3 separate regions of the Homo sapiens genome follow, and all the other regions are linked to region 2. A link is a contact called in ENCODE Hi-C or POLR2A ChIA-PET data. All regions are on one chromosome and are shown on one strand. The core of a region is the stretch at or near the end of the contact, and the rest is flanking DNA. Distances in the headings are between cores, read along the strand shown.

Region 1 (2,700 bases), core at 80-2,579, 430 kb after region 2:
ATTCCAAAGGTCCAGAACACACCCCCAAGGCTCATTCCAGGAATTCTTGGCTTCTGAGATTAGAAAAGGCTGATGGGGTGGAGTTTTGTTCCTACAGGTGACAGAAATGGACTCTTCCAGTTCCCTTTGTCCCAAATTTCTCAATCTCCTGGGGCGTTGGGAGTTCTGGCCGTTTTGCCTTCCCCAAAGCCAGTTTACCAAAGAGTCTCTGGGGAGCTGGGGGTTGGGGATGGAGGCTGGGGCTGGGCCAAAGCAGATTCACCTATTTCTTCTTTTAACAAATGTTGTTGAAACTGTTCAAGGCCAGGTCCCATTCTTGCCCAGAAGGAGTTCCCAGTCTGGAGGAGACAATCAATTTTGGTTTGATATCTGCTACAATGGAGGCTGCCCGAGAGACACTGCGGTTGGACAAAAAAAAAAAGGCAACATATATTGAAAAGTAAGCCAAGATACGGTTTACGTTTATTTCTGCTTTTTCACTTCCAAGCTGTGTGGCCCTGGGCAAGTCATTCGCCCTCTCGACCTAAGTTTTAACTTCTGCTTAATGGGACTAGCCTTGAATTACTGTTTTTCACTCTGAGATTCTAGGTCTCCTGACAACTCAAGTCCCGACACGTTGGCTGCAGAGAAGGGGGGAGGGGAGGAAGGCTTCCTAGAAGAGGATTTCAGCAGTCGGGGGTGACAGTGGAGGGAGAAAGGGAACACGGAGACGCTTGCGCAGTAAACACCGCACGCTCTCTTGCCTCGCCCAACCCCTTCTCTGCAGCAGGGAATTGCAGGCGTCGCTCCACCTATCCCAGCCGAGCGGAGTGACACCCTCCCCTCTTTCCTTCTCTACTGATCTTCGCCTTCCGCCCGCCCCACAGCCGCCCAATGGAGGGCTGAAGTAGGACAGATCTCGCCAATCCGCGACGCCTGCGGGGCAGGTCTACCCGTTCATTGGTCCCAGTCAACCTAAGTCCCGCCTCCTAGGACCGTTCCCCGCCTTCCTTCACGTCCCTCCCTTCCTCCTTGGAGAGCCGCTAGATCCAATCAGTGTTTGACCTGGCCGCGCGGAGGGGGCGGGCCCATGATACGCAATCGAACCCCGCCCGTCTCTCGGGCAACGCCTCCTCCCCCCCCTCCCCAGCTCCCAAACGGAAATAGCGGAACACTGGGCCAATCGTAGCGTCGTGCCTTTGCTTGGCGGCCAATGAGAGAGGAAGTGGGGGAGAAACCCGCCTGTGAGCGGCAGGAGCTCAAGCCAGTGGGCGGCTCAGAGCTCCGGACCGCGGGCGGAGGGGAGGGGCAGGGGGCGGTGCCACGGCCTGCCAGCCCGCCCGCCCGCCCGCCAGCCAGCCCTCCCCGCGGCCGGCTCGGCTCCTTGGCGCTGCCTGGGGTCCTTTCCGCCCGGTCCCCGCTTGCCAGCCCCCGCTGCTCTGTGCCCTGTCCGGCCAGGCCTGGAGCCGACACCACCGCCATCATGCCGGCCGTGTCCAAGGGCGATGGGATGCGGGGGCTCGCGGTGTTCATCTCCGACATCCGGAACTGTGAGCGCGCGGCCGGGGGACACTGGAGACGCGGGGGAGGGGGGAGCGTGAAATTGAGGGGTTTGGGGATCACAGAGGGACCCGGGGGATCAAAAGCCTCTGCGGCCGTATAGGGACAGCATAGATGGGCCCCAGGAAGAACTTTAGAGTGGGGGGCACGTAGGGGCTTGGGGTGTCATAGAGTGCCTCTTGAGGTGACGACACGGAGTAGCTAGAGGGGTCCGGGAGGGCTTGAAAGGGGAGGAAGCCAGTGAGGTCCCGGGGATGGGAGCATAGAGGTGTCCCCTGGGAAAGACTGAAAAGCTGGGGGATCTTACAAACGATGGGGTTAGAGGGATTCCCAATGTAGAGAAGAAGTGAAAGAAGTGTATGGCGGGGGTGCCCTGTGGAGCGATGGAATGGGAAGAGGCCAGAGGGGACCTGGAGGAAGTGGAATGCCGGAAGCCTAATGAAGCAGGGCTTGAGGACCTGGGATAGGGGGTGTCATACAGGGGAAAGGGGTTAGATAGGTCACCGAGGCTCCTGGCCAGTGGTATAGAGGAGGCCTGAGAGTGGTTGAAAGTCCATGAGTTTGGGGCAGGGAGATGATGGGACGGGGAGACTATAAGGACACCCTGGTGAAGGATAGAGGGGCTTCAGGGTGGGAGATTGCCTAGAAGACATGGAAGGCAGTGTGGAGGGGGCTAGAGGGGCAGCTGAGGGGAAAGGAGGGACCCAAGGAACACAGAGGAAAAGAGCTGTCGGTGTAAGGTCTTGGGAGAACCTGTGACAGGGAACGGGGGGCCAGGAAAGAAGAGGACATTAGAGTAGGGGATTGGGGAAAGGGTAGAAGAAGGAGCGCCCAGACCTCAAGGAAGGCGTTGGGTTCTGAAGTGCTTGAGGGGTAGATATCTGGAAAGCTGGGAATAGGGGAAGTCTAATCCCAGAGAGAGGTCAGGGGTCAGGCAGCAGGACAGGCAGGGATCTGAGCCCTTTTCTATTTGACCACAGTAATATGGGGACGGTGGTCCCTGCCAGGAAGAGTTGTCGTGACGATGGGAATCCTGGCGGCAAGTCAGCTCTCAACTCCTGGGAATGGCTGTGGGTGATTGGAGCTGCCAGGAGTCTTCAGAGGCTGCATCCGCATGGGCTCTGGGGTCAGCCAGACTTGGGTTTGCGTTTGAGCACTGCC
Region 2 (2,700 bases), core at 1-2,500:
AGGCACAAAAACAAGTGGGGAAGGGGGAGACAGAGAAAAGAAGACAGGCTGGGCACAGTGGCTCACGCCCATAATCCCAGCACTTTAGGAGGCCAAGGCAGGAGGATCACTTGAGCCCAGAAATTTGAGACCAGCCTAGGCAACACAGTGAGACTCCCATCTCTACAAAAAATGAAGAAAATTAGCCAGGCATGGTGGTGTGCACCTGTAGTCCCAGCTACTTGGGAGGCTGAGGTGCAAGGATTGCTCGAGCCTGGGAAGGTTGGGGCTGCAGTGAGCTATGATCGCACTACTGCATTCCAGCCTGGGCGACCCTGTCTCAAAAACAAAAACAAAAGAGAGATGAAGAGAGAAAGGAGGAAGGACCCAAAGAAGGGGCCAGAAGCAGAGAGAGGCCAGGCACAGTGGCTCACGCCTGTAATCCCAACACTTTGGGAGGCCAAGGCAGGAGGGTCGCTTGAGTCCAGGAGTTCCAGACCAGCCTGGGCAACCTAGTGAGACCCTATCTCTGTTTTTTTTTAATTAAATATAAAAAATACAACACTCCCACTCCATAGCAAGACCCCATTTCTACAAAAAATACAAAAATTAGCCAGGCATGGTAGTGTGCACCTGTAATCCCAGCTACTCAGAAGGCAGAGGTGGGAGGATAGCTTGAGCCCAGGCTACAGTGAGCTGTTTTCCCCACCGTACTCCAGCCTGGGTGAAAAGTGAGACCCTGTCTCAAAAAGAAACAAATATATAAATAAAATAAAGAAACACAGAGAGAGGGAGGATAGAGACCCCAGGAGGCAGGAGGACAGAGACCCAGAGGAGGGAGAGACTCTGCTGAGATAAGGGGACAGAGATGGGGAGTAGCAGGAAGGTGGGGACAAAGACCCAGAGAGGAGGAACAAGAGACCCAGGGCAGGAAATGGGAGACACAGCTGGATGCAGAGATGGGAGAGCTTAGCAGGCCATGAGGTCAGAGTGTCTGTGAGGTCAGCTGCTGTCCAGGGTCAGCCCTGAGGTCCCCATGCCCAGAGGTGGGTTCCAGTAGATCAGGGGTCCCTTTAGATCCCCCAGCGCCTGAGACATGGAGACCTGGGAGGGACTGCCCCATGAGTCCTTGGTGCCCACAAATTCCAAGGCCCCTCAGGTACCAGAGCATGTGTCCCAGTGGAGCAGGTGAGGGAGACAGGGACAGAGAGAGAGACAGAAAGCCACCTTACATGAAGCGGGAGTGGGTGGAGCCCCACCCCTGGAACTTCCTCTTTTGGGGTTCTTCCTTTCTCTCTCAGCTCTCCGTCTCTCTTTCTCTCTCAGCCTCTTTCTTTCTCCCTGTCTCCCCCACTGTCAGCACCTCTTCTGTGTGGTGAGTGGACCGCTTACCCCACTAGGTGAAGATGTCAGCCCAGGAGAGCTGCCTCAGCCTCATCAAGTACTTCCTCTTCGTTTTCAACCTCTTCTTCTTCGTGAGTTGCCTCATGGCTACCCAGCCGGGGCCCAGCCCCTGCCGCTAACCCAGCCCTCATCTTCCCCTGTGGCCCACCCCCGTATCCGCATCTCCTCTCCCCAGGTCCTCGGCAGCCTGATCTTCTGCTTCGGCATCTGGATCCTCATTGACAAGACCAGCTTCGTGTCCTTTGTGGGTGAGGGGGGCTGGGGCAGGTGGGAGGGCCTCCCCCAACCCAAGCAACTTCCTGGGGTCTCCCTTGTCTCAGGGAGACCTACGGTGCCCTACTCTGCAGGCAGGCTACAGGCTCCCATCCACTGCTCACCGGAGGCTTCTTGGAGCCTGAGTCTTCTTCCGGCAAATGGGGTTGTGCATACAAACAACAATGATCATGAGAGCCATTTCTCAAGCACTTCCTATCTGTCGGGACTTGTGGCTGGTCAGATGCCCCCACAAACCTTCCCCTCGCTTGAGGTTCAGAGAGGGGAAGCCCCTTGATGGATGTCATACAGCAAGGACGTAAAAGAGCCAAAATAACATTAATAATAGGAAAATAATAATGAAGTATGACCCTAAATAATAATGAAATATAACCCTAAACGCTCATATTTAAGAAGTCTTTGCCCTGTGTTGAGGACTGGGTTGAACACATGTCCTCATGTGTCTCTCAAAATGACCCTAGGGGCCGGGCGCGGTGGCTCACACCTGTAATTCCAGCACTTTGGGAAGCCGAGGCAGGTGGATCACTTGAGGTCAGGAGTTCGAGAATAGCCTGGCCAACATGGTGAAACCCTGTCTCTACTCAAAAATACAAAACGTTAGCCAGGCATGGTGGCACATGCCTGTAGTCGCAGCTACTAGGGAGGCTGAGGCAGGAGAATCACTTGAACCTGGGAGGCAGAGGTTGCAGTGAGCCGAGATCACATCACTGCACTCCAGCCTGGGGGACAGAGCGAGGCTCCAACTCAAAAAAAAACCCTAAGAAATAGATATCATCTCCTATGCCTCAGGGAGGTTTAAGGAGCCAAGCCAATGTCACAGAACAAGTGATAGGGCTGAAACTACTGGGGACGAGGAGGAGCTGAAGGAGGAAGGAGAGGGTAAGAGGAAGAGAGACAGAGATCCAGGGACGGGAAACAGGCCCAGAAAGAAGAGAAAGTTTCAGAAGGAAACAGGGACTCAGGGTGGGGCAGGGACAGAGTCCCAGAGAGAGGGGCACCAAGATACTGCTCCCCACTTGGGTGGCTGCCTAGGTGGGAAATGGG
Region 3 (2,700 bases), core at 184-2,683, 320 kb before region 2:
CCAGGACGCCTTCCTCTTCAACGAACTCAGTAAGAATCCCCACCCCGCACCTGCACTGCCAGAGCCAACCTCAGAGGGAGGAAGAGGGAGCTCGGCGTAGAAGGCTCAGGCCCTGCCACCTGGGCGACACTGACCATGTGGCCTTCCTTCTCCCCACAGAAGGCGAGACCATGGACACCTCCTGAGTTGGATGTCATCCCCCGACCCCACCCTGTTTTCCACCAGAGTTCTGACACTGTGACTCTGTATAAAATGGTTGGGAAGCTGCACCCACCCTGTGTATGTGTGGTTGCCCTGAGCCCACAGAAAGACACCTCCAGAGTGCGGATTGAGAAGCCTTTATTGTGGGAGGATCGGGGTGTCAGGGCTCCAGGAGTCGGGATGGACTTGGAAGGCTGCGGGGAGGGTCTTTAGAGGAAGAGGAGGCCTGAGAGTTGGGGGTGGTCACAGGTCAAGGGGTGGTCTTTGGGACCCCCACAGTCAGAGGTGCTGCGGCGGCAGGGTCCACAGCGACAGCTGAGAGCCACAGGGAAGGAGACCACGGGGTCCACACCACGCGGGCAGCCAGGGAGCCGGATGGACTCGAAGCGCACATCACGGTAGGTGCACACCACCTGAGGCAGGGGCGGCAGGACCGCCTGCAGCACGCGCATCTGGAGGCCGTGTGAGTGGGGGAATGAGCATGTGCCTGAGGCCAGCGCCTCAGCTGAGCTCCCAAGCTGACCCCACAGGTCCTGGACTCAGGAGCCCAGGAAGCCCTCTGTTCCTGCCTTCCCACACCCCATTCCCCAACCGCAGGCCAGAGAGGCAGACCACCCTTCCTCCCCCGCTGCCTCTGTGGGTCTGGCCCTGAGGTGGCAGCATCTGCCCCTGGCCCCAGGCAGCTCACCATGGTGGGGCAGTAGCCGGCACAGATGGTGGTGTTGACGGTGATGCACACTGGGCAGCCCTCCTTCTCGACAGCCAGGATGGCATTGATGGGGTGGCACCATGGCCGAAGCGGCTCCCTGGATGCCCATGCCCCGCCCATGCTCAGCAGCAGCAACAGCAGCAGCCCCTGGGACAAGGACACTGCTTCACCCAGGTCTGAGACCGCAGCCCCGAGTCCTGGCCTTCCCATCCCGCGTGGTACACCACCCACAAAGACCCAGAGACCCTTCCCGGCATCTCCTATTCAGGACCCACCACCCGGACACCTGCCTTTCAGAGCCCACCCCACAGCCCAGAGGACCTGAGATGCCCCAACATTTCAGATCCCCACCCTCAGGAACTGCCCCACCTGAAGCTTACTGGGGGTCATGCCCCTCCAGAAAGAGGCCTCCTTCCACAGCTCACACGGGTCTGCCCCTTCTCATGCCAGTGATGGCCTGGAAGGAGGTGGAAGGTGCCCAGGGGCCCTGTAGTCTTACCTGGAGCATCTCCATCCTTGGTGCATCCCCTGCCTCGTGTATCTGGCTATATACCTCGGGGTTGTGGGGGCGGCAAGGCCACCAGGAGGTGATAGGATGCTGGGGTAACCTGGACACTAATCCCCCCGGGGGCGAGAGGTGCACATGGCCAGGGAGGCGCAGGAGTGGCTCAGCAGAGCGCCCCAGCCCTCTCCCCTCAGTGGTCTAGCGCCAGAGGTGAGGCAGAGACCACGGTGAAGTGACCTCAGAGACCCAGTTGTCGAGTGCTAGGGACTAGTCGAGCCTGGAGGCACAGGGAGTAGGGTGTAGGAAGGCCTGCCTCTGCCAATTGTGGGGTCTTGGGAGCCAGGAGGAGGCCATGACCCGAGAAAGGTGCTGGACTGAAGCCTCAACCCTCCACTTGAGGCTTTCCTGCACCACAGTCCAACCTAACAGGAGGGGCGCTGCTTCGGACTTAGCTTCTGCCCAGTGAGAGAGGGTCTCCCCGTGACTGTGCTGCCAGGGAAGCCACTTGACCCAGATGCCCCCAAGGAGGGATTAAGCCCGAGCCCCACCTCTCCCTTAGGGACCTCCGCCCACCCTACCCTCAAGCCAGGATGCCCGGAGCGTCCCCGGAAGTGGGTGTGGTTCAGGTGATTTAACTCATTATTTAATACGCCCGCAGGGTGCGTGTCTTGCCCCCGGGGCCACAGCCTGCAAGGACATTATCTGGACTTAGTCCCCTCTCCGTGATGCCGCAGCTGAGTGGGTGTCTGGGCTAGTCCCGCCCCCACGTTGCCAATAGACGTAATGAGTGCGACTCAGGCTGGGTCCGGAACCCTTCCTAGTGAGCGGAGGTCCCGAGCTCCGCTCGGCAGCGCGGCCCTGGGGGCGGGTCTGGGGTGGGGCTGGCCCTGACGGCTCACACCAGCGCCGGCTTCAAGCTGCCATAGCTGGAGTTCTCGGTACTGTAGGCTTTCGGCACGCTGTAGATGCCCCGCAGGGGCTTCCAGTGCGGGCCGCCCCAGGGCGCCTCCAGCGGGCAGAAGCGGTCGAGCCGCCGGAGCGGGTGCAGCAGGGGGCTGTAGGACTCCTGAGCCAGAGACAGGGCTCCCCGGTGCGGCATGGCCGAGGTCACCGGGCTGACGCGCGGCACGCGGACCCGCGGTGGTCGGGGCGGCCGGGAGGAGCGCGGACAGGGCGGCCGCTGCGGGCCGTGGCTCCAGACCTGGGGCGTCTCTTCGAAGCTCCAGTAGGTCAGGGAGTCCTTGCGGGGGTATCCGGACAGCTCCGTCCTGTGGGAGCAGGGCGG

Evidence for each region. A loop is a pair of places that touch in the nucleus more often than their neighbours do. ChIA-PET counts read pairs that join two places held with the same protein, here RNA polymerase II (POLR2A). Pooled maps may share reads with other maps.
Region 1: a loop to region 2 is called in a pooled map, with 6 times the contacts of the local background. The contact joins the promoter of AP2A1 here to the promoter of CD37 in region 2. A Hi-C loop is called at or near these places in 1 of 37 single-sample maps with no recorded cell type and 10 of 50 pooled maps. POLR2A ChIA-PET finds 5 or more read pairs at or near these places in 3 of 52 experiments (A673, HEK293 and activated CD8-positive, alpha-beta memory T cell).
Region 3: a loop to region 2 is called in a pooled map, with 2.6 times the contacts of the local background. The contact joins the promoter of LHB here to the promoter of CD37 in region 2. A Hi-C loop is called at or near these places in 2 of 50 pooled maps. POLR2A ChIA-PET finds 5 or more read pairs at or near these places in 2 of 52 experiments (activated T-cell and common myeloid progenitor, CD34-positive).

The regions. Positions count from the first base shown.
Region 1 is chr19:49,765,672-49,768,371 of GRCh38, forward strand. It overlaps AP2A1 (adaptor related protein complex 2 subunit alpha 1), which reads left to right and starts at 1,330. Exons shown (of 23, transcript NM_130787.3): 1 at 1,330-1,529. The coding sequence starts at 1,463. RefSeq lists enhancers at 1-972, 1,026-1,794 and a silencer at 885-1,464.
Region 2 is chr19:49,334,156-49,336,855 of GRCh38, forward strand. CD37 (CD37 molecule) reads left to right here and starts at 1,251. Exons shown (of 8, transcript NM_001774.3): 1 at 1,251-1,454; 2 at 1,559-1,631. The coding sequence starts at 1,386. It also overlaps a transcript of SLC6A16 not described here. RefSeq lists enhancers at 802-871, 1,362-1,481.
Region 3 is chr19:49,015,658-49,018,357 of GRCh38, forward strand. It overlaps LHB (luteinizing hormone subunit beta), which reads right to left and starts at 1,434. Exons shown (of 3, transcript NM_000894.3): 1 at 1,410-1,434; 2 at 890-1,057; 3 at 323-653. The coding sequence starts at 1,424. The coding sequence ends at 411. RUVBL2 (RuvB like AAA ATPase 2) reads left to right here. Exons shown (of 15, transcript NM_006666.3): 14 at 1-29; 15 at 160-313. The coding sequence ends at 185. SAXO3 (stabilizer of axonemal microtubules 3) reads right to left here. Exons shown (of 5, transcript NM_001396011.1): 5 at 2,311-2,683. The coding sequence ends at 2,311. RefSeq lists enhancers at 2,155-2,449, 2,259-2,700 and a silencer at 2,426-2,615.